7 separate regions of the Homo sapiens genome follow, and all the other regions are linked to region 1. The links are chromatin loops, found by intact Hi-C in ENCODE. Cell type or tissue: endothelial cell of umbilical vein. All regions are shown on one strand. Region 1 overlaps SLC22A23 (solute carrier family 22 member 23). Region 2 has its middle 30 kb from the start of PRP4K. Region 3 has its middle 21 kb from the start of TGILR. Region 4 has its middle 25 kb from the start of TGILR. Region 5 has its middle 43 kb from the start of PRP4K. Region 6 overlaps PXDC1 (PX domain containing 1). Region 7 overlaps LOC124901245 (a long non-coding RNA gene).

Region 1 (4,000 bases):
TGCGCTGGCCCTCAAGGTACAAGGTACAAATAACGTACTTTTTAGCAATCAAATTTACGGCCAGGATAGTGAGATGTTCCTTCCACAACAAGGTTCCAAAAGGCAGATTCTAGCAGACTCTTGCTAGCTTTGACGAAGCGAGCTGCCTTGTGACTGTGGTCCCTATGGCCAACGGCCAGCAAGGAGCTGAGGCTGCCAGCCCCACAGCCCGTGAGGAAACAGCCTACCAGTGCCTGACTTGGTTTAGTGGTGGGCCCTACCCACTGATGGTAGCCTCTGAGAGACCTGGAGCAGAGGACCCAGCCAGGCCGTGCCCAGACTCTGGAGCCATGGAAACCATAAGATAGTAGATGCATGCTACTTCAGGCCCCTGTTTTGGAGCGATTGGTTATGCAGCAATAGAAAACCAAGATACTCGGTGAGTGACAGATTCCCCTGCCTTAGCCACGGAGGGAGACTGACAGCCACCTCTCATGCAGGCTGTGACAGGCATCAGCACTTCATATTAGAAAGCCCTTCCCAGGGAGAGGCTGAAAGAGTTGCAGGAATAGCCACACCACTGTGCTTCTGGGCCTGAAGACGATATGGATGAGGAAGAGCAAGAATTTGGGGGATGTCTCCCAGATACTCAAACTCCTCCCAGGCTGAGGGTCCCAGACCACCGTTCAAAGACACTCTGCATCTTTCTGTCACTATTTGTTCATGTGCCTGTCACCTTACTAGTCTCTGAGCCCTTCAAGGGCAAGAATTATTTTCTAGGACATCAACAGGCACGTGCTGTTTGTGCTTAATAAATACCGGATGCTTGCGGATCACACGGGCTTCCTGGATAGGAAGGTCAGCTCACCCAGGTGAATGGGACAGGTTAAATAGAGACAACCACGGAAATGAGCAATAAGACCAAATCCTTCTGTAAGATGAAGACTGAACACCTAAAATAGCCAATTAAGTCTTTCTGGTAGACCTGGCTCTTTCAGGAAGCCACAGGGCATATCAGATGCTAGGGATAATGGACATGATTTTAATGGGGACAGCATTTTCTCGGAAACCTCCCAGGTTTCTGCCTGACCTTCCCGGCACTAAATGTGGACGGCACTGACAAGCAGTGAGAGGACTCCCCTTACTCACACGGGAGTCACATACAGGAGGGCAGAGTACAGACCCCCAGGAGGGGTGGGCAGAGGGCCACTGTTAAAGGGCAAACTGCATGGAACAAAAGCCTTGCATTGTGCCTGGTGAACCACATCATACTGATCTATCTTGTTAACTGTGCCAAATAAAATGAAATATATTTAATTTGCAGATCATTAGAAAAATGTCTATGTATATGTATATACATAATATGCAACAAATGTACACATGCATATATAATATGGAATATATCTTTTTATTTTTTTCTGTGGGAGCAATTCTCTGGTTTTCTATCAAAGATTCCTTGATATGGCCGGGCATGGTGGCTCATGTGCCTGTAATCCCAGCAATTTGGGAGGCCGAGATGGGCAGATCACGAGGTCAGGAGATCGAGACCACTGTGGCCAACATGGTGAAACCCCGTCTCTACTAAAAATACAAAAATTAGTTGGGTGTGGTGGCGCGTGCACGTAATCCCAGCTGCTTGGGAGGCTGAGGCAGGAGAATCACTTGAACCAGGGAGTTGGAGGTTGCAGTGAGCCGAGATCACGCGACTGCACTCCAGCCTGGCAACAGAGCAAGGCTCCGTCTCAAAAAAAAAAAAAAAAAAAAAAAAAAATCCTTGACATCATTCAGTACGATTAGGAAAAATTTTGGCAGAAGTTGGTATGCCATTTTTGGCTTTGTTTTTTTTTCTCTCTTGAAATCTCAGAGAAAGAGATTGTTACATCCTTGGTTTTAAGGTGTTGGGTTCCTTTCCTGCCCCTGAAATGTGGGCTCTGCCAGTGCCTTTTCTGCTTTTCTCTGGGTTGTCACTAGAGGGCAGCATACGCCCGTGTTTAGAAGTCAGAGCTGCTTGATTTACGGACAGAGAACCGAGGGCGCACACTGCCTCCTTGGGCTTTAGGAGCACAAAATTGTAATACCCACGGGATATCTTTATTTTACTAGCAATAGGATCTCAATAAGGTAGGAAAACTGATATGCAGGCCGACTTCTTACTAGAAATGGCAAACTTCATTGAATTAAGGATTCCAGAATCAAATTGCTGTTAGCCATGTGAACGTTACCATCTCACATTGAAACACCCGAGGCGAGGCTCCTGTTCTAGCTCCTCTTTTATATTACTTAATGTGACTTGACTAAATTTCTGTGAAGTTGAGGATAAGCAAATATTTGTACCATTTTTTATAGAAATAAATACAACTGCTGAAGATGCCCAGCGAAGAAGAAGAATATGAACTGTCCTGTGCTGAGCCCAGGCCCTTTGCACATGGCCTCCATTCTCCACCCCCGCCTAACAAGGTGCCTGTAGTCAGTTTTGTTTTAAGACAAGGACACTAAAGCCGGCCGAGGGACCCACCCAAGGCCACACAGGGAGGCGGCCTCAGGATCATGGGCAGCTCCGTCTGGTTCCTTCCCAGGCTCCGGGCCATATCATCAGCACCCTCCCCTCATCCTGCCCCGCTGCTCATCGCTCGCACGCCACAGGCGCTGCCGGCATGGGACGCATGCTGGCTTCCTGTCTGCTACTCAGTACTTGTTTTCAGATGTGACATTTTTAAGACACAACTTTTTTTTTTTTTTTTTTTTTTTGAGATGGAGTCTCGCTCTGTCGCCCAGGCTGGAGTGCAGTGGCGCGATCTCGGCTCACTGTAAGCTCCGCCTCCTGGGTTCACGCCATTCTCCTGCCTCAGCCTCCTGAGTAGCTGGGACTACAGGCGCCCGCCACCACGCCCGGCTAATTTTTTTTGTATTTTTAGTAGAGACGGGGTTTCATCGTGTTAGCCAGATCCTCTCGATCTCCTGACCTCGTGATCTGCCCGCCTCAGCCTCCCAAAGTGCTGGGATTACAGGCGTGAGCCACCGTGCCCGGCCTTTAAGATACAACTTTTTAAAGAAGTTGAACAGACTCTGATACTCCCTTAACCCCAGGTCATCCTGGCCCTCGGTGCCTATTCTTGAGGCAGCATTAGAGCGGAAGACAGATGTCAGGGAGTCGTCAGTCAGGGAGTGTCTCAGGGAGGCCTGTCCGACTTATGATCTAGAAAGGGCCAGGGCTGCCGGAGTGGGCAGGGCAGGAGAAAACAGGCGGGTGTCATGATCACCAGCGCCTGCCTCCTCTCTCACCTGGACCCCTCCGTGAGGGCAAAGGAAGCCTCGGAGCCCACCTGGAGCATCCAGATGGACAGTGGATAGAAAAGATCCGCCCCAGCACAGCCAGCAGCTGCTTCCAGATCCGCCCAGGACCCCAGGCCACTTCTGCCCATGTCAAGCTGGGAGATGGGCACAGTCAGATAGACTTGCAAAGTCACCCAACTCCCAATGTCTTACAGATGAATCAGAGCTGTGCACTGGCTGATGAGAACCACCACCTGGCCTGGGCCTGAGCGGGTAGCTGGTTCTGTCAACGCGAGGTCTGAACAGAATCTCATGAAACAATATTTAGTTAACTTGGCCTCTATCATCCTTGGGGCAATAGATTTCTGCAGGCCTTTGTTGCTTTTTGTGGTGGAACAAGTATGAAAAGTATAAAAGCATTTTTTGAACTTTTTGCAGAAAATTTCATATCCTAATATTTGCTTCCAGGCAGTCCATCCTGGCCCCTTACCCTTTGCTGCCAGAAGGCTTGTCTGTAATAGTGTCACAGGGAAAGGCTAGTTCTGTGCTAAGAAAGATGGAGCTCACGGGCCCCAGGCTGCCCATCGTGGCTTATCTTGGAATTTTCTCTGTGAAGTGGGGGGATGGTAGGGGAGTCTACTTCCATCCTAGGGCCTCCGTGGGAATTGTTCCTCAGTCATTTGCAAGAAAGAGCTGTGGCCTCCCGATGGCACGGGTGAAAAGGGCTCCCAGCGAGAAGAGGGATTTG
Region 2 (4,000 bases), 710 kb after region 1:
TCCTCACACAAAACAGGGCCTAGTGGGGAAAATACAAGTTAAAGTCATACAAGTGTACTAAGTAAGATAAGAGAGATGTTCAGGGCGCTATACCAACATCTCATAGATAGCCTTATGGTAGTCCAGAAGCTTTCAAATGAATAATGAGGACTAAAGAGCCAACAAGGGACCTATGAATTAAGTACATCAAAAAATGGCAGTGGACATGAGCATGATAAACAAAAGCCAGTGAATGCTAAGCTTTGGAAGAATTATCTCAGGGAAGAGAAGACATAAATTATCAAAGTCTTACAAGTCTTTTGATGTGTAAGCCTTCTCTTGTGTTAAATCTGTAATTTCCCTTGGGGCATACAGGGATTTAACTCTAGCTACTGGTCTATATACAGTGGAAGTGGTTGGGGATGTATAGAGGAATATTTACTTGCTCTTACAATGTAACTTCCTCATATAAAAAAGTGTATTAGGGCCAGGCGCAGTGGCTCACTCCTGCAATCCCAGCACTTTGGGAGGCCAAGGAGGGCGAATCATAAGATCAGGAGTTCAAGACCAGCCTGGCCAACATGGTGAAACCCCATCTCTACTAAAAATACAAAAAATTAGCTGGCGGTAGTGGCAGGCGCCTGTAATCCCAGCTACTCGGGAGGCTGAGGCAGGAGAATTGCTTGAACCAGGGAGGCAGAGGTTGCAGTGAGACGAGATCGTGCCACTGCACTCCAGAGCCCGGCTGACAGAGTGAGACTCCATCTCAAAAAAAAAAAAAAAAAAAAAAAGTGTATCAATTTCTTATAGCTGCCGTAACCAAGTGGCTTAAACAACAGAAATGTATTGTTTCACAGTTCTGAAGGCTGGGAATCAAAGATCAAGGTGTTGGGGCAGGGTGGGCTCTTTCTGGGGGCTGTGAGGCAAGGATCCGTTTCAGGCCTCTGTCCTTGGCTTGTAGAAAGCCATTTTCTTCCTGTGTCCCTGTACATTTACGCATATCTCCATGTACAAGTTTCTCCTTTTTTTTTTTTTTTTTCAGACGGAGTCTCGCTCTGTCACCGGGCTGGAGTGCAGTGGCGCGATTTTGGCTCACTGCAAGCTCTGACTCCCTGGTTCAAGCGATTCTCCTGCCTCAGCATCCCGAGTAGCTGGGACTACAGGCACGCGCCACCACGCCCAGCTAATTTTTGTATTTTTAGTAGAGACAGGGTTTCACCATGTTGGCCAGGATGGTCTTATCTCCTGACCTCATGATCCGCCTGCCTGTGCCTCCCAAAGTGCTGGGATTGCAGACGTGAGCCACCGCGCCTGGACAGTTTCTCCTTTCTATAAGCACAGCAGTCATACCGGATTAGGGCGCCCATCCATAACCGTCACCAAACAGAGGGTTAGTTGCTTGCTGCCTGCGTAGTCCAATTAACAAGAGCGAGGTCTGGCATAAAGAAAGCGGTTTCTTCCGAAGCTAGCTTGGGGAAGAGTCGTGAACGTTAGTCCTGCCTTTACATGTGACGTTTTGCTCCCAGAGCAGAAAGTAGGCACTTATCCAAGGCCGGGGAAGGAGTGAGCAAGGGCGAGGGGTCCCCCTGCTGGCCCAGTGCCTTAACTACTGGGTAGCTGAGTTGGTGCCTTCCTGGGCAGAAGTTATAAAAGTGGCCAAGTGGGCGTGCTTTTGACATGCCCTCCTGGTGGGTGGGAGTTCCAAGGCAACCCCTCCTAGAGGGTGAAGGTTCTGAGGCAGGCATGCTTTGGGGGCATAAGCCGGGGGAAAGGGGAGAGGAGAAAATAATTAAAAAATAAACTGAAAAATGAGAGTACTCAGTTACATAATGAACTCATTTTAACTTGATTCCCTCTTTACAGACCTTATCCCTAAATAAGGCTATATTCTGTAAACCAAAAATAAAATCTTAAGATCCGTCAGCCATCTGAATGGACTCCTCCTCTCTGCCAGAGCATTCCAAAGTTAACCGGAAAAACTGGTTCAGGCCATGATGGAAATGGGGGGGTCAGACATGGCTCGTTATACCATCCCCACTTATGGAATTCAGAAAGAGCCAACCAGCATTTAACATCAACACAGAACTTATGTCTAATAAGAAACATTTAGTCTATTCTCTCTGAGGCATGCTATCTGGAGGCTTCATTTGCATAATTTAAAAGTTGGTCTCCACAACCCCTATCGAAACCCAGACATTCTATTGATAACTCTTTTAACCAATTGCCTATCAGAAAATTTTAAAATCTACCTATGACCTGGAACTGCCCCTCACCCTCCATCTTTGAGTTGTGACACCTTTCCAGACCAAATCAATGTATATCTTACATGTATTTGATTGATGTCTCATGTCTCCCTAAAATGTATAAAACTAGGCTATTCCCCAACCACCCTGGGCACATGTTCTCAGGATCTCGTGAGGGCTGTGTCATGGGCATTGGTCACTCATATTTGGCTCAGAATAAATCTCTTCAAATATTTTACAGAGTTTGACTCTTTTCATCAACAATTCTGAGGTGCTGGGGGTCAAGACTCCAACATATGAAATTCGTGAAGCAGGGGACACAATTCAACCCATAACAAGGAGTTACATGTTTTTAAAAGAGAGGTAAAGCACAAGAAAACATATTTGGTCTTTGTGCCAGTTCCAGGTACATGGCTTCTAAAACCCTTGGAATCTCCCGTGTGATAAGATTATCTTCTGTATGATAATGAGCTGACTGGTGCCTGGGGTTGCCTGGATGGCCTCAGGATGAGGGTGGATTGATAAAAGACCTAGGCATCTTTAGAGGCTGGAACTTCTAGCCCCACTCCCAATCTCTTGGGACGGAAAGTTGAGTTAATCACCAATGGCCAATAACTTAATCGATCCAAGTCCACACAACAAATCCTCCATAAAAACTCCTAAAGAACAGGGTTTGGAGAGCTTCCGGGTTGAAAACTTGGAGGTACTGAGGGCTGGTGCACCCACAGAGGGCGTAAAAGCTCTCTGCCCCTCTCCCTATATCTTCTCTTCTGCATTTTTTCCATTTGGCAGTTCCTCAGCAGTATCTTTTTTTTTTTTTTTTTTTTTTTTTTTTTGAGACAGGGTCCTACTCTGTTGCCCAGGCTGGAGTGCAGTGATAACATCATAGCTCACTGGAGACGCAAACTCCTGGGCTCAAGTAATCCTCCTGTTAGCAGTGGCAAATCCACGAGTCTGCAGCAACCTCAATTCTTGCCTCCTTAGGAGAAAGAATTCGTTCGACTGAAGGGCATAAGGCAGAGAGAGAGATGGAGGTAAGTTTTAGAGCAGGCGTGAAAGTTTATTAAAAAGTTTTAAAGCAGGAATCAAAGAATGTAAGGTACACTTGGAAGATAGCCAAGCAGGAGTCTTGAGGAGTTCAAGTGCCCAGTTTGACCTCTGACTTGGGGTTTCATATGCTGGTATTCTGCATGTGCGGTGGCCTGCCAGCACTTAGGAGGGGGCCAATGCACAGTGTGTTTACTGAAGTTGAACAAATGCACATTGAGGCGTTCTTTCCTACAAGTTGAATGTTCCTAGAGGAAGGTCATATACCCGTTAAACTCTGCCATTTTGCCTTTGAGTGCACATGCTTGAGCCCACTCACCCAACTCCTGAGATCATATTGGGAAGCTGCTAGTCACCAGTTTCAGGTGTTTTCTATCTGTTGGGAGACTGCCTTTCCCTAGCACTGGCTGCAACCAATTATTATTTTAAAGAGACAGTTAACAACCACCTGACCATCACCTGATGGTTGCCTAACATTCCTGGTGGTGGAAGGACCCTCTTCTGCCCTGCTCACGTCTAACTACCTGCTCTAATACTCCCACCTCAACCTCCCAAGTTACTGAGACTATAGGTGTGAGCCACCGTGCCAGGCCTGAGCTGTTATCTTTTATAATAAAATGAGAATAATCAGTGCTTCAGGGCTTTGCTGAGTTCTGTGAGGCATTCTAGCAAATTATAGAAACTGAGGGGAAGGGGCCATGGGAACCCCCAAATTTGTAGTCACCTGGGCA
Region 3 (4,000 bases), 650 kb after region 1:
AGTGACTTTTCTAAGATTATAGGAGTACACCATGATTAAATTTTTTTGTTTTTTGTTTTTTGTTTTGAGACGGAGTCTCGCTCTGTCACCAGGCTGGAGTGCAGGGGCGCGATCTCGGCTCGCTGCAACCTCTGCCTCCTGGGTTCAGGAGATTCTCATACCTCAACCTCCTGAGCAGCTGGGATTATAGGGACGCGCCACCACACCCAGCTAATTTTTGTATTTTTAGTAAAGACAGGGTTTCACTGTGTTGTCCAGGATGGTCTCGATCTCTTGACCTCGTGATCCGCCCGCCTCAGCCTCCCAAAGTGCTGGGATTACAGGCGTGAGCCACCATGCCCGGCCACCATGATTAAATTTAATAGGATTCCAAGATATAACCATAATTCAATCCACAGTTTTGATGAATGCCAAGTTTTGTCAATTGGCTTGTGTTACCCAATGTTCAAGTTAATTTAGAACCTATGTTGTAGAGGCACAGACGCCAGTTAGTGCCACCTTTTTGTTGTTATATAAAATAAATTGCAGCCTCCACCTCCCAAGTTCAAGCAATTTTCCTGCCTGAGTCCTCCGAGTAGCTGGGACTACAGGTGTGTGCCACCACGCCTGGCTAATTTTTGTATTTTTAGTAGAGATGGAGTTTTACCATGTTGGCCAGACTAGTCTTGAACTCCTGACCTCAAGTGATCCACCCTCCTTGGCCTCCCAAAGTGCTGGGATTACAGGCGTGAGCCATCACACCCGGCCTAGTTGTTTTATCTGTAGTATAAAGATTCCATGTGACAGGAAGAACACATTATTATTATTTGAGATGCAGTCTCGTTCTGTCACCCAGGCTGGAGTACAGTGGTGCCATCTCAGTGCACTGCAACCTCTGCCTCTCAGATTCAAGTGATTCTTGTGCCTCAGCCTCCTGAATAGCTGGGACCACAGGCATGCGCCATCACACCTGGCTAATTTTTTTATTTTTGGTAGAGACGGGGTTTCACCATGTTGCACAGGCTGGTCTAGAGCTCCTGAGCTCAAGTGATCCATCCGCCTTGGCCTCCCAAAGTGCTGGGATTACAGGCGTGAGCCACTGCACCGTGCAAAATTATTTTAACATATAAATTTTGGATTTTCCACATATATATACACACAAGCATGTGTACCTGTGCACACACACACATAGTAATTTATTAGGGCTTAGGAAGGGCAGGGATAAAGTGTTCTCTCTCTTTTTTTTTAGATGGGATCTCATGGTGTTGCCCAGGTTGGACTCCAACTCCTGGCCTCGAGCAATCCACCTGCCTCAGCCTGGGAGCTGAAGCTCCCTTTTAAAAATTAAACATTGTGCCACTGGTCTCCCAGAGTGTGATCTCTTGTACCCCCGGTTGAGGGGTGAATTGGTGCAGCATCAAGGCAAGCGACAATACAGGAGACTATGGCTAGAACAACATCTTTTGTGGGGTGCTATGGGCCAGGAGGTGGATGCCCCCACACTGTCTCCACGTGTGGCTCACTCGTGAGGAGCTCTGAAGCGCATCCTCCCTGAAGTCCACAGAGCGGGAGGGAAGGTCCAGGAAAAGAGCTGCTCGGTGTCCCCACCTCTTGTCAGTGCTGCCTGGTTGCCTGGTCAGTCCTGTCCCAGGCACTCGGAGGGAAGTCACACCTCACTCCCTTCAGAGGCGCCTTTCGTGAACTCAGCCAGTCAGTGCCAAAAAGGGGTGCCCCCGGGGTCACTGTCCTGAAACTTAGGCAAGTCACTCAGCTCAGGCCAGAACTCAGGGAGGACTCAAGTTTTGAGCTCTGAATTGGGGGTACAAGGAACAGCAGGAAGCACATGCGGCAGGTGGTTGCACCTTCCCAGGCCGTCGCTGCCCTCTGGTGGCCCCAGTGGACAGGTCCGGAGCCGTCTAGTGGCATATCATTCCAGTTCAAGCCCACATAGCCCATTCACTCTGTACATTGTTTTATTTCTTTCCCGTTTTTTTTTTTTTTTTTTTTTTTTGAGACAGAGTCTTGCTCCGTTGCCCAGGCTGAAGTGCAATGGCTCAATCTCAGCTCACTGAGGCCTCCGCCTCCTGGGTTCCAGCGATTCTCCTGCCTCAGCCTCCGGGGCAGCTGGGATTACAGGCTCCTGCCACCACACCCAGCTAATGTTTGTGTTTTTAGTAGAGACGGGGTTTCGCCATGTTGGCCAGGCTGGCCTCGAACTCCTGACCTCAGGTGATCCACTGGCCTCAGCCTCCCAAAGCATTACAGGCATGAGCCATCGCGCCTGGCCTAAATGTATAAATTTTTTTAATAAATTCATGTTTTTATAAATTTACATTTATAAATCCTTTTTCTTCAAAAATAAACCTTAGCTCACTGTAACTTTTTTTTATAAACTTTTTTATGTTTTTTAACTTTTGACTGTTAAAACACAAACACATCGTACAGCTATACAAAAAAAAAATTCTTTTTTGAGACAGGTTGTCACTCTGTTACTCAGGCTGTAGTGCAGTGGTGCAGTCTCGGTTCACTGCAGCCTTGACCTTCCAGGCTCAAGCAATCCTCCTGCCTCAGCCTCCCAAGGAGCTGGGACACAGATGCATACCATCACATTGGGCTAATTTTATTTTTTCTAGAGACGAGGTCTCACTATGTTGCCCAGGCTGGTCTCAAATTCCGGGCCTCAAGTGATCCTCCAGCCTCAGCCTCTCAAAGCATTGGAATTACAGGTGTGAGCCACCATGCCTGGCCTCCTATGTTATCTTTTAGAGTTTGATAGTTTTATATTTTACATTTAGGTCTGTGATCCATCTTGAGTTAATTTTTAGAAAGGGTGTAAGGTCTGTGTCTAAGGTCTTTTTTGTATGTGGATGTCCAGTTGATCCAGTATCATTAGTTGAAAAGACCATCTTTGCTCCATTGAATTGTCTTTGTCCTTTGTCAAAGACAAGTTGACTCTATTTATGTGGATCTATTTCTGAGATCTCACTTGTATGTCATAGATCTATTTCACTAATCTTTCATCAATATTACACTGTCTTGATTATTGTAACTTTATAGTAAATCTTGAAGTTGTATAGCATTATTTCTCTGACTTTATTATTCTCCTTCAATATTTTTGTTGACTATTCTGGGTCTTTTGCCTTTCCATATAAACCCTAGAATCAGTTTGTTGATATCTACAATATAACTTGCTGGGATTTGATTGGGATTGTGTTGAATCTGTAGATCAGGTCTGGAAAAACTGAAATCTTGCCAATGTTGAGTTTTTCTAGTCACAAACATGGATTATTTCTCAATTTATTTAGATCTTTTTTGATGTCTTTCAACAGAGTTTTGTAGTTTTCTTCATATAGATCTCGTACTTGGTTTGTTAGATTTGAACCTAAATCTTTCTTTCTTTTTGGTGCTAAATAATTTAAATGACAATTTGTTTTAAATTTCAAATTCCAATTGTTCATTATTGGTATGCAGGAAGGCAATGGATATTTTTATATTAATCTTGTATCCTGCAGGCTTACTATAATTGTTCAGCAGTTTTAGGACTTCCGTTGATCCTTTGGGATTTTCTACATAGACAGTCATGTAATGTACAAAAAAAAAAGATGGTTTTGTTTCTTCCTTTCCAATCTATTTACAATCAGCTCTTCATATATGTGGGTTCTGCATCCACGAATTCAACCAACCATGGATCAAACTATTTGGGAAAAGACAATTTTAAAAATACCACTTAAAAAACAATACAGCATAACAACTATTTTTCATAGCATTTTTAGGTAGTATAATCTAGAGGTAATTTAAAGTTTGTGGGAGGGTGTATGTAGGTTACATGCGAATACGACACCATTTTATATAAGGAACTTAAGGATCCATGGATTTGGGTATGAAAGACAGGTTCCTGGAATCAATTTTCCATAGACACCCAGGGACTGTGTTGTCTCTTTCCTTTTCTTGTTTTATTGTGTAAGCTAGGACATCGCAACAATGTTGAGTCTAAATGGTGTAAGAGGGGATGTCCTTGCCT
Region 4 (4,000 bases), 610 kb after region 1:
CTTATTATGAGAGTATTTCTTTCAAGGCACTTTACCAAATATCACATTTTCTTTCATTGAAAGGATCGTTTCAGCCTTGACTGATGTGCACGTGCTCACAACAGAGGCGAAGGGCCGTAGAGTGAAGGCCCAAGGCTGCCACTGGTTAGCCTGTGGACTCGAGTCTCAGTTTTCTCATCTGTAAAATGGCATAATAATAAATACATCATGCAGCCAACGGCAAGGACGGGATGAAATGTTGTGGGTAAAGAAAGCCCCCTGCCAACTACCTGGCCCATGGCAGGCACCCCACAGACAGTGCTTGTGATTGTCACCTCACTGTGAGACCTACAGTAATAGTCATGTAATACTCTTTTCCTCTGGGCCATTGTTTTCTTGGATTATATTGACAACTTATATTGTAAGGAAATCTCCCAGAGTGACCCTGTTAAGATGTCAGAAATATCATAGCACATGTCAGCTTGAAGCCCTTTGATGGCTTCGTCTTGGTCAGAAGAAGAGCCGAGGTCAGACTGTGGCCTCCAGGTCCCCCAGCAGGTGGCTCAGTGCTTTCCTGGGATACACTAGGCCCTTCCATGGCAGGTCTTTGTGACAGCTGTTCCCTCTGCCTGGAAGCTCTTCCTTAAGAATTCTGTGTGACTCACCTCTTCCACTTTCAGGCCTCTGTTTGAATGTCACCTGAGCCCCCTGTTTAAAACTGCACCCCACCCAACAGGCCAATCCCAGGAATAAGTGCATCCTTTGTGTCAAAAGGGGTGGTCTGAAAGCTTAAGAAATGGTAAAAGGATTCTCCTCATGGCTTATACTTTGTTGCTAGGCTGCAACTTTTTTTTCTTTTGAGACAGAGTTTTGCTCTTGTTGCCCAGGCTGGAGTGCCATGGCACGATCTGGGCTCACTGCAACCTCCGCCTCCCAGGTTCAAGAGATTCTCCTGCCTCAGCCTCCCGAGTAGCTGGGATTATAGGCACACGCCACCACGCCCAGCTAATTTTTGTATTTTTAGTAGCAACGGAGTTTCACGATCCTGGCCAGCCACCGCGCCTGGCCTGCAATTTGTTTTTAAGTCCTCTTATGAAGTTCAGAGACCAACGATCCTTCTCTTGTAAATTGACAGTTGTTTGCTGCTGTGTTCCTAATATCTAAAACAGCGCCTGGCACCCAGAAACAACCAAGGATTTGAAGGAAAGAGTGGGCCAAGACTCAGGCAACGTAGGTTTTTATCCCAATTCTGAGACATGCCTGCTTTGTGACTTTGTAGAAATCATGACCTTCTTGAGTCTTCATTTCCTTCTCTCCAAAACGGACCTAACAATCTGTCTCCTGGTGTCTTGAAGGGGCTGCAGGCAGGATAGAGATGTAAGTGCACATGTATTATAAGGCCCTGCAGAAACAGGACGGATTATTGTCATTAGCTGGTGACATTTGCAAGGACTGCCTACATGCATACTGTTTTAAATGCTTTTGAATTGGGAATTGTCTCCCCTGTGGCCTTTGTATGAAACGAGATTCTACATCAAGTGTGACAAACATCTCCAGCACCACTGAGTGTTCGGCCCTGTGGCACGACATGAGGAAGGGGGAAGGATGGCCCATTGCAAATTTTCTCAAGACTGGTGAAAATTGGGGTCAACTGGAATATTCTGGAGATCTATCAATGAGGCCAGATTAGCATCATTGGAATTTGCCTCATCCTATAAATTCCTGGGCAGCATCCTCTTGGAAGGATTGTATTGAAGGAAAGAGACTTGATAAAGTACATTACTTCTGATAATACAACAATCCCATGAGTAAGCGCACTCCTTGCGTCCAAAAGGTGGTGAAAAGACTTCCACAGGATTCTCCTCATGGTTTATACTGGGTACCTCAGTCTGCAATTTTTTTTTTTTAACTCCTCTCATGAAGTTCAGAGACCAAGGATCTTTCTCCTGCAGATTGACACTGTTAATCACAAACAAGCCCAGGGTTGTGTTCAGAGACAAAGTCAGTGTGACCGGTGACTGTTACAGCAATACAAAATAATGGCAGCAGTCCCACTAGCCGAGGCCAGCATCGAATAGGGCAAGTTACTCAAACACGTCACCCTAGCGACCACTCCAAACACCTGTGCTTAAACTAACTTAGGGAGCCCGGTTTTGCAGGATGTGCAACCACGTTGTGCCCCCTAGGGCTCACCAGACTTTAGTACCTAATGCAGCTACCCTCACCGTGGCCCAGGTTCCCAGGGAAATAAAACATGTAAGTTGCCAATACAGGAAACAGAAGTCATCCTCATTGCTCTGCAGGGATTTAAAAATTACAAACTTTTCATTAGCAGGAGCTAAGAACAAGAGATGAGTGCCATCTTGTGGAGAGACCCACAGACACGCATGGAGTTGTACCCCAAGTTCTCTCCCAGTGCAAGCATTCCCCAAACTCACCCCCTCTTAACCATCTCCTGAGTCAAATGCACTTGAGCACATAGTGCACAGTGCTCTTTCAACTTTTTCAAAATAGCAACAGTTTAACAGCTAATAACCTTAAGCTCCCTCACAGCAGCCTGAGGCCTACCGGAAGCTCTCTAAGGACGCTGCACCATGTTGTCCTCCCATCACCGGGCAGCCCATCTCCTCAGTTTGTTGGCCTCCCAGTTGGTAGAAGAGAGAGGGTAATGGTCCTTTTGCTCATGCAGCCTCTCCCCCTACTTCAATGCTCACCATTTGGTTTCATGAGAGAAACCTTCATTACATATTACACATCACATAGGTGCTGGGGATACCAAAATAACAATGACAGGCTGGCAAGGGGTCGGGTAAACAGACATGTAAGTGACAAGCGCTGTGATTGTGCAGAGCAACAGGGCAGAGAGCTGAAGAAGGAGGGAGAGAAGTCCTGGGGCTCTGTCTACAGAGCAGCCATCACTGAGGGTGCGCCACTGCCCCCCGTGTTCCCTGGGGCCCCAGCAGACTCCTTTGAGTGCTAGTTGGAGCAGGAGCTGTGGCCACGTTGACCAAGACCGTCCTCGAGAGGAACCTCTGCCCTCCTTGGCGAGGCTGGTCTGGGTGTGGACACTGCTTTTCCTCTTAGTTCTTCTGAGGCAAGGTTTTCCAGTAGAAATGTTTACTAGGTGACTAAAGGAAAAAACAAAAGCAAACAATGAAATACAGGGGCATATAAAGGCTAGCCTGCAAACAAAGGTGCCACACCCCAACATGACAGACACTAAACTCCAGCACAGGCCAGCCTGACGAGGGTGGCTTCTTAGTATGTGAATCTCTTTGCCATCTTCACCTCATACCTGTGTCCAGGGGCACGAGGCCAAGCTGCAGACAAGCCCAGTGAAGGCAGACTGGGCTTACGAGACTCATGGCCTACTGAGACCTGCAGTACATTCCAGAAGCTGCTTCCTAAATTCTGCTCTCGGGCGGGCTCGTGGCATCCACACCCCGGTTTCCACTGCAGTCTGCCCATCCTGGCCCTGAAAGTGGAAGGTCTTCCAGTTGTTGTTGGCTTTGTTGTCATTGTTTTTAAGGTCAATGGACATTTGAGTTGCGTCTGAATTTGGCAAAGATTTATTTTGGTTATGCTGGTATGAAATCTGTTTTCTAATTTATTGTATTTCTCAATCTCATCTCAAGGGGAGATATTGTGAAATATATATTTGTTCTTCATCCCGTTTCCTGGCATACAGCTCCTAAAATCCTGGGAATCTCCAAGTGTCTTTTTATAATTGACTTTTATGATGTCTTTTCATATGCTAATGATTGACTGATGGCTGGGCTCCCTAGACTGTTTAAGGAAAGTCTGTTCTCCAGAAAGACCAAGGCAGGATTAGAGGTTCAGGACTTCCAGCTCCAACCCTCAATGTCCAAGGAGTGGAGGGAGCTGGGGGTTAAGTTGATTACCAATGGCCAGTGGTTTTGTCAATCATGCCTACATAATGACGTGTCCATAAAAGGCCCAAAAGAACAGAATCTGGAGAGCTTCCAGGTAGGTGATCAGGTGGAGGTTTCCGGAGGGTAGC
Region 5 (4,000 bases), 700 kb after region 1:
TGTATTTTTAGTAGAGACGGGGTTTCATCATGTTGGCCAGGCTGGTTTGGAACCCCTGATCTCAAGTGATCCGCCCACCTTGGCCTCCCAAAGTGCTAGGATTACAGGTGTGAGCCACAGTGCCCAGCCCAGTCAGTTTTTTAATTTGTTTTTTGGTCTAGTATGATGACCTAAATCTTTATTCTTGAAGTTTCTGTGCGACATTGTTCTGCTTGTTCTGGTTGCTATAGTTTTCTCTAACTTTTACTACAGAGCATGGGAGTGCCAGATTACCAGGAGGATCTCCTGGAGCCCAGGTACTCCTTGCCTCCATTGTGCAGTAGCCAACCAATTTACCCTTGATAATCAAGATCAGTTGTCCCATCTAGCAAAGAAAACATTTGTCTGACAAAGTGACCAGATGAGAGTCTCAGATTCCTGTTAAATGGACTCACTGTTGTGTTCCCTGGTGGAAGTATTCCTGCCCTGGAAACCCAGACCTCTAAACTAGCAGAGTTTAATGTTGTGGGGATAAAAAAGCCAAAACTTTGGTAGATCATTAGATGTACAGTAAAAGACACTACTCCCATTTGCATTCCTTGATTTTTAAAACTTCGTATCTTTGCTGTGGGGGAAACTACATCATAAATGAGTCACTGATTCGGAGTATGTTCTGCATCTCATCGGGTACTAAATCAGCTCCACAAAGTTATTTTATCAACTGGCACCATAACTGAATCTTCAAAAGCCCATTCTGCCACTCTATCAAGCCAAGCTTCAGGATGATGGCAAACATGGTAAGACCAGTGAATTCCAAATAAAGGCATTCACAACATCATGCTTTCGTGAGCACATTGCTGCACTTCATTTGCTGTGAAATCAGTTCCTTGTCAGAAGCAAAGCTAGGAAGAGTGCCACTATCATACATTAGGTATTCTGTAAGTAAGTCCAGAGATGACCATTTTGGAGGAACCACTGTGGACAGGGAGGGCAATCCATCCATCTCCAGTGAGAACAAAGCAGTGCTTCTGGCAAGATGGAAATGGTCCACGTTACTTAAACTGTTGATTCCCCCAAATAACAGTGCCACATCATGGGCTCAATGTTTGTCTCTGCTGTTGGCAGGCTGGGCACCCTGCAGGAGCCATTTGCAAATCAGACTTTCACCGAGCCTAAGCTCAGCTCCATCCCTGCCACCTTGGGAACAGAATTCTGGGAAGTATAGTTCCCAACCTCAGAAGAACGGTGGTGTCATCAGGTTGACAAGAGGCAATCCAGCACAGATGTTCTCCTTGCCTCTCAGTGTTCTGAAAGGTCATTCCGATGTGCTGGGCCTTTCTGCATCACTGCAATGGGCACTCAGGAAGCCCTTTCTGTACAAAAGCACATGTTCTCAAGTTCGTGTAGATTTTTATTATTTTAGTTTCTTCTCCTTTGTTTACTCTGTTCTCTCTGGAATTCCTAATATCATGCACCTCTGAGTTGATTCTCTAATTTTCTTATCTTTTCCCTTCCCTTCTCTCCTTCTGTCCTCCACACTGCCTTTTTTGTTCTTTCTGGGATATGTTATTGACTTTATCTTCCAAAGTATCTGCTTATTTATTTGAAGATTTTTAAAGCTTTTTATTTTTAAATAATTATAGATTCACAGGAAATATTATTTCAAAATTCAAAAAAAGGTACTGGGATGTCTCATGCACCGCCCCCCCAGACTCCCTCACTGTTAACATCCTGAACGACTATAGCATAATATCGAAAATGAAAAATTGAAATTGGTGGTGGCGGCAGCACGGTGGCAGGGGCAGCAAGGCGGCTGCAGCAGCTGTAGAAGAGGTCAGCTCAGCCGGCCAGTTTGAGGAGCTGCTGCGCCTCAAAGCCAAGTCCCTCCTTGTGGTCCACAATGTGCACAGATGAACGAAGTTATGGCAGAGTTAGCTAAAGAACACCCTCAAGTTTCATTTGTGAAGTTGGAAGCTGAAGGTGTTCCTGAAGTATCTGAAAAATATGAAATTGGCTCTGTTCCCACTTTTCTGTTTTTCAATAATTCTCAGAAAATTGACCGATTAGATGGTGCACACATCCCAGAGTTGACCAAAAAAGCTCAGCGACATCTAGTGGCTCCTTCCCACCCAGCACTGATGAACATCTTAAAGACCAAAAAAGCTCAGCGACATGCATCTAGTGGCTCCTTCCCACCCAGCACTGACGAACATCTTAAAGAAGATCTCAACCTTCGCTTACAGAAACTGACTCATGCTGCCCCCTGCATGCTGTTTATGAAAGGAACTCCTCAAGAACCACTCTGTGGTTTCAGCAAGCAGATGGTGGAAATTGTTCACAAACATAATATTTAGTTTAGCAGTTTTGATGTCTTTAGATCAAGAGGTTCGACAGGGGCTCAAAGCCTATTCCAATTGGCCTACCTATCCTCAGCTCTACGTTTCTGGAGAGCTCATAGGAGGACTTGATATAATTAAGGAGATACACGCATCTGAAGAACTAGATATAATTTGTCCCAAAGCTCCCAAATTAGAGGAAAGGCTCAAAGTGCTGACAAATGAAGCTTCTATGATGCTCTTTATGAAAGGAAACAAACAGGAAGCAAAATGTGGATTCAGCAAACAAATTCTGGAAATACTAAATAGTACTGGTGGTGAATATGAAACATTCGATATATTGGAGGATGAAGGAGATCGGCAAGGATTAAAAGCTTACTCAAATTGGCCAACATACCCTCAGCTGTATGTGAAAGGGGAGCTGGTGGGAGGATTGGATATTGTGAAAGAGCTGAAAGAAAATGGTGAATTGCTGCCTATACTGAGAGGAGAAAATTAATAAATCTTAAACTTGGTGCCCAACTATTGCAAGAAATACTTAATTACATTGGGAGCAGTTCATGATTTAGTCCTCAGAAATGGGCTAGGAATAGAAAAATCCTGCTTACTCAGTTACATGTTTTTTGTATTTCACAATGTCGTGCTAAATAAAAGTATGTTACATGTTTTCCCACTAAAAATAGAATGCAATAAACATCTTCAAATTATTAACAATAACTGTATAAAAAAGTGTATCTTTACAGCAATATTAAACATACAGCTACTAGAAAAAAACTGAAATTGGTACAATCTACAGAGCTCATTCAGATTTCACAAGTTACACATGCCCGTGTGTGTTTGGCATAACTTTTTGCAATTTTATCACTTGTGTTGTCTTGGATAGCCACCATCACAATCAAGATACACAACAGTACCATAGCCGTAAGAGTCCCGCATGTTACCACTTTATGAACATACCTATTCCCTCTTCCCCCATTCCTAATCCCTCACAACCAGTAATCTGTTCTCCATTTCAAAAATGATGTTTCATCAATGTTGCATAGATGAAATCACGCAACATGCTTAAGATTGGCTTTTTTTCACTCAGCATAATTTCTTCTAAGCTATGTGTGTGTTGTTTTTCTGTTTTTACTGTTAGTAGTATTTCCACAGTATAAATGTACTACAATTTGTTTAATCATTCACTCATTACAGAACATTTGGGTTGTTTCCAGTTTGGAACTATTATAAATAAAACTGCTATGAACATTTGCATATCTATTTATTTATCTTAGTCTCTACTCTATTATTTATTTCTAAAAGTTCTTTCTTGTTCTCTCATTGTTTCTTTTCTATAGCACCTTCTTCTTGTTTTATAGGTTTAATATCTTTCCTTATCTTTGCAGATTTTAATTTTAAAACAAATGTTTTCTTTTTTTTTTTTTTTTTTGGAGACAGGATCTCGCTCTGCTGCCTAGGCTGGAGTGCAGTGGCTTGATTGCGGCTCACTGCAACTCCGCCTCCTGGGTTCAAGTGATCCTCCTACCTCAGCCTCCCTATCAGCTGGGACTACAGATGCATGCCACCACACCTAGCTAATTTTTGTATTTTTTAGTAGAGATGGGGTTTCACCAGGTTGGCCAGGCTGGTCTTGAACTCCTGACCTCAGGTGATCACCCATCTTGGCCTCCCAAAGTGCTGGGATT
Region 6 (4,000 bases), 450 kb after region 1:
AAAGGTATCCATTCCAAAGGCCATTGTGCAGACTAACTTGAGATGATGTATGTAAAGAATCTAGCAAATACTGAGGGCTCAATAAAGAGTCCTGAGTGATCTATCATGATCATTCAGTGCCCTTTTATTAATTGCCTAACTGGGCTACCCCTATTTAGTAAAAATAAGGTTGACATTATACAGAAGCCAGATTAATGAAAAACAGTGTTCTATTTCCAGGCCCCCTAAACCTAAATAATCAGATTTTGTGGCTGAAATTGATGAGTCCAAACAGCCGTATCAAGGCTGAGGTCCGCATTTCCTCACAGCTATTATGATCATTGTTAGTAATGTCCTCAGATCTGTTATGATGTAAATAAAAAAGAACGGAAGAAAATGCTGTCATTCAAGAAAAATTATAGCATCTGAGCCTCTCTTCAAACATACAGTGTGAATGTCTTAGAAGTCAGCTTAGTATCTATAGCAAGAATCTTTGACCAATGTAGCCATTTTAATCACATACATGACTGATTCCATGAAATAGTTGACTTTCAAGCTATTTTTTTACACTCATATTTTTCCAAATGAAAGCAGCCCTGCTCTTCCATGGAAACTGACATTGGCACAATTCTGTTAACTAAATGAAAGACCTCCTTCACTTGAATTTCAACAGTCTTTCCACCAACGTTCCTCTTTTCCGTGGGGGCCCCAATCCAGGATCTCTTGCTGCAATGAGTTGCTCTGTCTTGGTCTTCTGCGACCTCTGACAGTTCCTCCATCGTTCCTTGTCCCTCATGACCGTAGCACTCTTAGAGAGGACTGAGCTATTTTAGCAAATGTCCCTCGATTTGGGTTTGTTGGCAGTTTCAGAGTGATTCGATTGAGGTGATGCATTTTTGGCAGGAACCCTACACAGTGACGCTGCATGAGACCTGGAGTGGCATATGGGGGTGGGGCTGAGGCTGACAGGTCCTGCTGCTGCTGAGGCTGCTGTGGAGTGCCTGGTGAGGAGGCTTCTGCCAGCTGTTTCCACAGCGAAGTTACCACCTTTCCCTTTGTAGTTAATTGAAGGAGGATGCCTTGCAGCTATGCAAATCCTGTTTCTCCTCAGTTTCACTCACAAATCTTTGCATCTATCAATCAATGGATCTTTTTTGCAACAATTACCAATGTGTCTGTTTGCCTGATGGCAATTTTTCTGTTTTTTAGATGCAGCTATGTTTTCATAGCCCCACAAACGTCACAACCCCTCACTTCAATAACTCTATTCCTTTTCTCAGCAGACACGCGGTCTCAGCCGTGAAAGCATTCATACTCTAGCCTTCCTCCCTTTCACCTCCTCTCTCCCACTGTATTTCCCATGTACTCCAGCAACGGAACAAAACCCAAAGCAGTGCCCTTGTATTAACTGGCTAGCTGGGCTACCCCTACATAGTGAAACTAAGGTTGAGATTGGCCAGAAGCCAGATTAATGAAAAATAAAATTGTGATTCATTTCCAGGCCTCTTAAACCTGAATGGTCAGATTTTGTGGCTGAGATTGATGAGTCCAAGTTGCCAGATCGAAGCTGAGGTTTGCATTTCCTTTTACATTGCACAGCTGCAGCCATGAGGCAGAACGCTCTAAATTCTTGCTTTCTTACATTTGATAAGCATTGGGACAAAGAATGATTAAGGCTGTACTGGTTGGAAGCACTGCCAAGGGATGCAGTCCATCCTGACTGTCCTCACCGTGGCCCCAGGATGTGGAAACAGTCGCCGCGCCTGCTAGCGCCGGGCGCCATCTAGTGGAGCTCCTGACAACTAAACGATCCTAGAAAAGCCAAGGTACTCAGCACCTGCAGGTCCCCATCCCCAGCCTACATCATGAGAGCAGAGACAGTCAGTGCCTGTTCCCCATGGCACCACCTCCCTACACGTATGTCAGTGGCATAAGAAATGGAGGAGGAGGGTGGATGTGGGCTCTCGGCCGGGAATGAATGGAATTAACCAGGACAGCAGTGGACAGGCAGGTTTGCACGAAGGACCCTGCAGGGCCACAGTCCATGCAACGGCTGGCCAGTCCCCTGCAGGAGGCTGAGGCTCTGGAGTGGAGGTGACAACATCAAAAGGCTAGCGTGGGCTAGGCTCTGAATGCCCAGAATGACCAAGAACTTGGGCTTGATGGTGAGAGTGAGCTTTTAAGACAGTTAATAAGCCTCAGAGGTCAGAGCTTTGGGATGACTGGCTCAGTCCTCGGGTTCATATCCTGGAGAAAGGGGGACGCATGAGAGAAAGCCGTGTGGACAGTCTCAGGTGATGCCAGGACTCTCTGGACCCCGCGCCTCAGCCTGGGGAGCCACAGATCCAGAAACATGCCAAATATGGGACCAAGACTGAGAACATGGTGTGCCTATGTGTGAGCCATTTTCTCAAAGGGATGTTGGGGCTATTTATTGTCAATAGTAATTTCATTAAAAAACACTCCTGAAGGGAGGTATCTGCCATGGTGTGCGTGGGTGTACCGCCTCGCCACCGGCAGGCACAACTGCTCTAGATTAAGAAGCTCCCTTAGACACAGTGAGGGGCGAGCTAGACCGGGAACAGAGATCGGAAGGTCTGGGGGGTTCAGAGAAAGAAAACCAGACTCGGTGACCGGCAGAGAAGAGGAAGAGGAGGAAACACTCAGAGCACTTGAGACCCTCGGCTCTGCAAGGCTGCAAGAGGCCATACCGCCTGCCGCCTCCTGCAGCAACACCTCCGGGCCCCCAGACTTTGCACTGAGACTGTTAGCCACTGGCTGGTGCAGACTCCATGGTTACGCAGCCCCAGATGTTAGAACGTGTTCTGTGCTGAGCCAAAGTCGCCCACAGTTACTTCTACCCACAGGCCTAGTGCCAGCCCCCACCTGACCCCTTCCCATGGCAGCCCGCCAACATCTGAAGGTGGCATCCCCTTCCTCCTAGCTGCTCTTCCACATTTCCTCCCATTCTTCTGACCCCTGCCCACCAGACACTCTTCTCTGGATGTAATAATTCATCTTGCTGCATCCCGGGGACAGTCTTGACTTGCATAAGGAGGCCAGGACCCCTGCCTTCCTAGACCTGGACACTGCACCCCCATCACACACGGAAGGCCACAGACAGCCGTGGCTGAAACCTGTCCTCAGCCCTTGCAAAAAGGCAAAGAAAACATACTTTCAATGGCAACATGAGACTCTACGTTTCTCCCTGTTAAATTTCGTCTCACTATGCTCGCCCCTTAGGGTCCACGTGGGCCATGTGTTCATACACATCGCTGATAGAGACGGGAGGCCAGGGCAGGCTGAAGCATGTGCCGGGCACTGTGCCTCAGGAGCTTCTCCATCAGAGGTGGCTCCAGGCCTCTAATCTATCCCTCTCACTCGGGGGCCAGCACCTCCCATAAGGCAAGGCACTAAGAGGACTCTGCTGCTCCTTGATCTCTGGGTTGCCCAAACAGAGCAAAACAAACCAAAACAGAGACACTGGTGCTAGGACTCTCCCCACTCAGACTAAAGAACCAGGCTTCCCCATGCTCTGCACTACAAAATGCAAAACCCAGAGCAATAGACAATTAGGACTCCAGAGCCCTCTGTGAGCCCTCTGAGATGAGGATCCATAGACACCCAGCCAGGAAAAAGGACCCAGTCATCCTCACTCTCCCATAAAGGTTCTGGAGACCCAGTGCCAGCTAAAAAGGGGCTCCTGTACTCACTGCTCTTGTCTAAAGGCACATAGGAAGGTATCTTAGGGAGATATCAAAAGCAGCATACCACCCAAAGTGATCTACAAATTCATCGCAATCCCCATCAAAATACAAATGACATTCTTCACAGGAATAGAAAAAAAAATCAATCCTAGGCCGGGCGCAGTGGCTAATACCTATAATCCCAGCACTTTGGGAGGCTAAGGCAGATGGATTGCTTGAGCTCAGGAGTTTCAGACCAGCTTGGGAAACATGGCAAAACCTCATCTCTACAAAAAATACAAAAACTAGCCTGGCATGATGGGATACGCCTGTAG
Region 7 (4,000 bases), 730 kb after region 1:
AATAAACTGAATTCAAAATGATGCAGAAGAATAAACAAATCTAACTTTATTTTTAGATATGATCATTTTTGTAGAAAACCAAAAAAAGTACAATTTATTAGAAATAAGAGAATTTAAGGTGAATATAAGATTATTGTCAAATACATTTCTTTATACCAATGACAAATACCTGAAAATGTAATTAAAAAGAAGACAGCATTTTCAATAATCTTAGAGAATACCAAGTACCTAGGAGTAAATATAATAACAAATATGTAAGATCTCTAAGTAAAAACTACAAAAAGACATTAGGAGACATTAAATAAAGACCTGAATAAATGGAGAAATATACCATGTTTGTGCATAAGAAGATTCAATATTGTAATTAGTTGACCTATAGATTTAACAAAATTACAATCAAAATTCCAACAGATCTTTTTCTTGCATCATGTAAAGCTAATTCTTTAAAAAAGCATGAACAATAAGGATTTTTTTTAAAGTCAGGAAATTTCTGAAGACACTAGAGGAAGCTGCCCTATCAGACATAAAGACTTACTGTGAAGCTGTGGTAATTAAGGCATAATAAAACAAATTGGACAAATTAACTGAATTAAATAGGAAACTACAACAGACCCACACATTTATGGGACTTTGGCTATGCCAGAAGAAACACATGATATTGATGGGAAAATTAGGAACTATTCAATAAGTGGAGGTGGAAAAAATGATTATGCATGTAGTTAAAGGCGAAAATTAGAGTTCTGTATCATACAAGATATAAGATCCAAATCCAAATGTATTAAAAACTATAATGTCAAAAACAAAACTTAAATTCTCTTAGTAGAAAGCACACATGAAAATATTTTAGATTAATGGAAGAATTTTAAAAATTTAAACAATACAAAAAAAGCACTAACTATAAAATACAAATGATATACATTGACTTTTAAAATTAAAAAATTTTTGGCTGGGAGTGGTGGCTCACGCCCGCAATCTCAGCACTTTGGGAGGCCACGGGGGCGGATCACAAGGTCAGGAGTTTGAGACCAGCCTGGCAAACATGGTGAAATCCCGTCTCTACTAAAAATACAAAAAATTAGCCGGGCATGGTGGCCCATGCCTGTAATCCTAGCTACTCGGGAGGCTGAGGCAGGAGAATTGCTTGAACCCAGGAGGCATAGGTTGCAGTGAGGCAAGATCACGCCATTGCACTCCAGCCTGGGTGACAGAGCAAAGCTCTGTCTCAGGAAAAAAAAAAAAAAAAAAATTAAAAATTTTTTGTTCATCAAAATGTATTTTCAGGCCAGGCGTGCTGGCTCATGCTTGTAATCCCAACACTCTGGGAGGCCGAGGCGGCTGGATCACCTGAGGTCAGGAGTTTGAGACCACCCTGGCCAACATGGTGAAATCCCATCTCTACTAAAAATACAAAAATTAGCCAGGCATGGTGGCAGGCCTCTGTAATCCCAGCTACTCAGGAGGCTGAGGCAGGAGAATTGCCTGAACCTGGGAGGCAGAGGTTGCAGTGAGCCAAAATCGCGCCACTGCACTCCAGCCTGGGCAACGTAGCCAGGATCTGTCTCGGGGGACAGGGAAATAAATTTAACAGTGTATATTTAATTGGTTTGATAAATTGTACGAGCAAATAATTGGTCAGTACATAGATATATATGTTAGTTAACTAAAAATACTAAGTAGTTACAGAAAGTAATGACCTATATTTTCCTTTATGAGACTCTTTTTAATAAGAGTTTAACTTAAATAAATACAATACACCTAAGGCTAGTATAGGGTGGTTTTTCTAGCTCCACCTTTTAACTGTTCTTAGCCTCTTCAGGACACAAATTTTATTTTGTTTATTAAAACCATGTGAAGTGGCATTGTTACTATCCCTTGCCCTCCTTTTTATAAAAAATTGAGGAAGAAACTGAGGCTCAGAAAGACTGAGTAGTCTTTCTAGACCACGAAGCTAGTTAAGTTATGGTTCCAGGATTTAAAGCCTGACAACTGACCCCAGGATCAACATTTAATCACTAGGCTATCACTGTGATGTGAGATAATCTATGTACTAAAAAGCCATATCAGACCATATAAAAGACAGGCTAGACAGTAAGTAAACTTGTAACCATGCCCTCTGTTTGCCCTTACTCTGAGAAGATTTCTATTAAGTTTGCAATATGAGGCAATCTCTGCTATGACTTCATGATAAGGAAAAAATCATGCTGGTCCTTTGCTGCCCTCTTATGGAAGATGTACATAGATATACAAAAAATTCCCAGCCAATAACTGCAGTCTAACTTTGCCACCATAACTAAACTATTTCAGGTGTACCTAGCTTTACATGATAGATAAGATTCTAGAACAATGCAACTGGTACATAAAAGGTACTCAGTGAACGTGCAGAACTGCAATGAAAACTTTCTGTCTCTTTGATATGCACTAAGCGCTTGATCTTATAAAAATCCTATGATAAATTATTTAAATGGCAAATCGCCCTCCAATTTAATTGTTGTGGTATACAGATTTATATATATCATATTTATTTAACATTATAAAATGTTATCATGTGGCCAATTTATTCACAATAAAGGTATGAATAAAATAATAATCTAAAAATGTCAGTTTAATCACTTGTTTCAAGCAACTTTGTCTCTTTTTAAGGCCAAAATCTAACAAATAATCTAAGTGAATGGTTTGAGTTTCTTCTAATTTCTTGCTCTTTATTTAATCTCTGTTTGTTGTGACCATGATTTCTCTTAGAAGAGACTAAGTGTCTTGAACTCTGAGATGGGCCTAAACAATTCAAAACAAAATCTATGAAGAGCATTGCTCGAAGTTTTAATGTAGGGAAATAGTTCTCTCCCTAGCCATTTTGGTTTTGACAAGGCTGTGAACGATTAAACACTAAAACCGATAATCTTATGGAGGCAAAACAGTGAGTGATTTTTGCAACTAAACAGCAATGAAAATTATTTCACTAAGTTATGGATGGTCTTACATGGATGAGCTTATGCAAGAGCACTTCTCCAGGCTCTCTACTAGAATGGAGTGTTTAGATCCTTAGAGTTAGACTTCACCTGGCTCTCTTCACCAGTACAAAAGGCTACATACCTCACTGAGATGTGTGATGTGTATCATTCCTAAATATTGGGTAGCTATTACAGTTTTTTTTTTAAAAGTATCAAAAAATATTGCCTAGATGTAGCTTTATCACAGAACATGCTAATTTTTCAAAGGCTTTCCTAATTCATGTCTTCCTCCCTATTTTCGATATTACACTAGTTCAGGCTCTTACAATTTTACGTTCATCCATCAAACACTGTATTTCTTGAGCACCTACTATTATGTGTAAGCACTGTGTTAGCAGGTAGGCCAGAGTGATAAACAAAAGAGACATGGTCTGATCTCATATAGTTTATAGTCTAATAAGAAAACAAACAAACAGGCCGGGTGCGGTGGTTCACGCCTGTAATCTCAGCACCTTGGGAGGCCAAGACAGGCGGATCACCTGAGGTCGGGAGTTTGCGACCAGCCTGACCAACATGGAAAAACCCTGTCTCTACTAAAAATACAAAATTAGCCAGGATGGTGGCACATGCCTGTAATCCCAGCTACTCGGGAGGCTGAGGCAGAAGAATTGCTTGAACCTGGGAGGTGGAGGTTGTGGTGAGCCGAGATTGCACCATTGCACTCCAGCCTGGTGACAGAGTGAAACTGCGTCTCAAAAAAACAAACAAACAAAACACACAGGAAAAAAAGAGAAACTGACACCAAACAAACAGGCAAATAAATATACTGACAAACAGTCCAACAAGGTTTTATCAGGGAAAATAATAGGATACTTTAAGAAAGTTATAGAAAAAAACAGGTCCTAATTTATCTAGGAACCAGAGGGAAAGCTGTTATTTAGATAAGGGCTATCTGTGAGACGGACATTTAAGCCAACACTTGAAAAATAAGTCATGGTGATCAAGAGGAAGAGTGAGAACAGAGAAATCCAGGCAGTAGAAATATCAAAAAC

The links. Peaks named below come from ENCODE experiments on the same cell type or tissue, not always from the same donor. Only the 100,000 strongest peaks of a DNase experiment are listed, where the experiment ranks them.
Region 2: it touches region 1 in a loop (8-fold over the local background); 61 of 110 quality-filtered maps call a loop at or near these places.
Region 3: a loop joins it to region 1, with 5 times the contacts of the local background. A loop is called at or near these places in 7 of 110 quality-filtered maps.
Region 4: it touches region 1 in a loop (9-fold over the local background); 8 of 110 quality-filtered maps call a loop at or near these places.
Region 5: it touches region 1 in a loop (15-fold over the local background); 28 of 110 quality-filtered maps call a loop at or near these places.
Region 6: it touches region 1 in a loop (19-fold over the local background); 108 of 110 quality-filtered maps call a loop at or near these places.
Region 7: a loop joins it to region 1, with 13 times the contacts of the local background. A loop is called at or near these places in 46 of 110 quality-filtered maps.

The regions. Positions count from the first base shown.
Region 1 is chr6:3,277,787-3,281,786 of GRCh38, forward strand. The region is part of intron 9 of SLC22A23 (solute carrier family 22 member 23); the gene reads right to left. Among named protein-coding and RNA genes, the nearest start is that of PSMG4, 21 kb to the left of the region's middle. RefSeq lists an enhancer at 1,835-1,894. In endothelial cell of umbilical vein, a CTCF peak has its summit at 1,940 (motif pointing right); a DNase peak (open chromatin) is centred at 1,955; H3K27ac peaks cover 1,117 bases.
Region 2 is chr6:3,989,456-3,993,455 of GRCh38, forward strand. No RefSeq gene overlaps it. Among named protein-coding and RNA genes, the nearest start is that of PRP4K, 30 kb to the right of the region's middle. RefSeq lists an enhancer at 1,292-1,791. In endothelial cell of umbilical vein, a CTCF peak has its summit at 1,571 (motif pointing left); a DNase peak (open chromatin) is centred at 1,526.
Region 3 is chr6:3,931,418-3,935,417 of GRCh38, forward strand. No RefSeq gene overlaps it. Among named protein-coding and RNA genes, the nearest start is that of TGILR, 21 kb to the left of the region's middle. RefSeq lists enhancers at 1,195-1,695, 1,696-2,196. In endothelial cell of umbilical vein, a CTCF peak has its summit at 1,871 (motif pointing left); a DNase peak (open chromatin) is centred at 1,864.
Region 4 is chr6:3,885,274-3,889,273 of GRCh38, forward strand. No RefSeq gene overlaps it. Among named protein-coding and RNA genes, the nearest start is that of TGILR, 25 kb to the right of the region's middle. In endothelial cell of umbilical vein, CTCF peaks have their summits at 513 (motif pointing right) and 2,352 (motif pointing left); a DNase peak (open chromatin) is centred at 2,228; H3K27ac peaks cover 415 bases.
Region 5 is chr6:3,976,286-3,980,285 of GRCh38, forward strand. It overlaps the pseudogene GLRX3P2. Among named protein-coding and RNA genes, the nearest start is that of PRP4K, 43 kb to the right of the region's middle. RefSeq lists a silencer at 2,010-2,304. In endothelial cell of umbilical vein, a CTCF peak has its summit at 2,136 (motif pointing left); a DNase peak (open chromatin) is centred at 2,076.
Region 6 is chr6:3,730,966-3,734,965 of GRCh38, forward strand. The region is part of intron 3 of PXDC1 (PX domain containing 1); the gene reads right to left. Among named protein-coding and RNA genes, the nearest start is that of PXDC1, 19 kb to the right of the region's middle. RefSeq lists a silencer at 1,390-1,684. In endothelial cell of umbilical vein, a CTCF peak has its summit at 1,762 (motif pointing left); a DNase peak (open chromatin) is centred at 1,606; H3K27ac peaks cover 363 bases.
Region 7 is chr6:4,006,379-4,010,378 of GRCh38, forward strand. It overlaps LOC124901245 (a long non-coding RNA gene), which reads right to left. Exons shown (of 2, transcript XR_007059415.1): 2 at 1-4,000. Among named protein-coding and RNA genes, the nearest start is that of PRP4K, 13 kb to the right of the region's middle. In endothelial cell of umbilical vein, a CTCF peak has its summit at 2,223 (motif pointing left); a DNase peak (open chromatin) is centred at 2,193.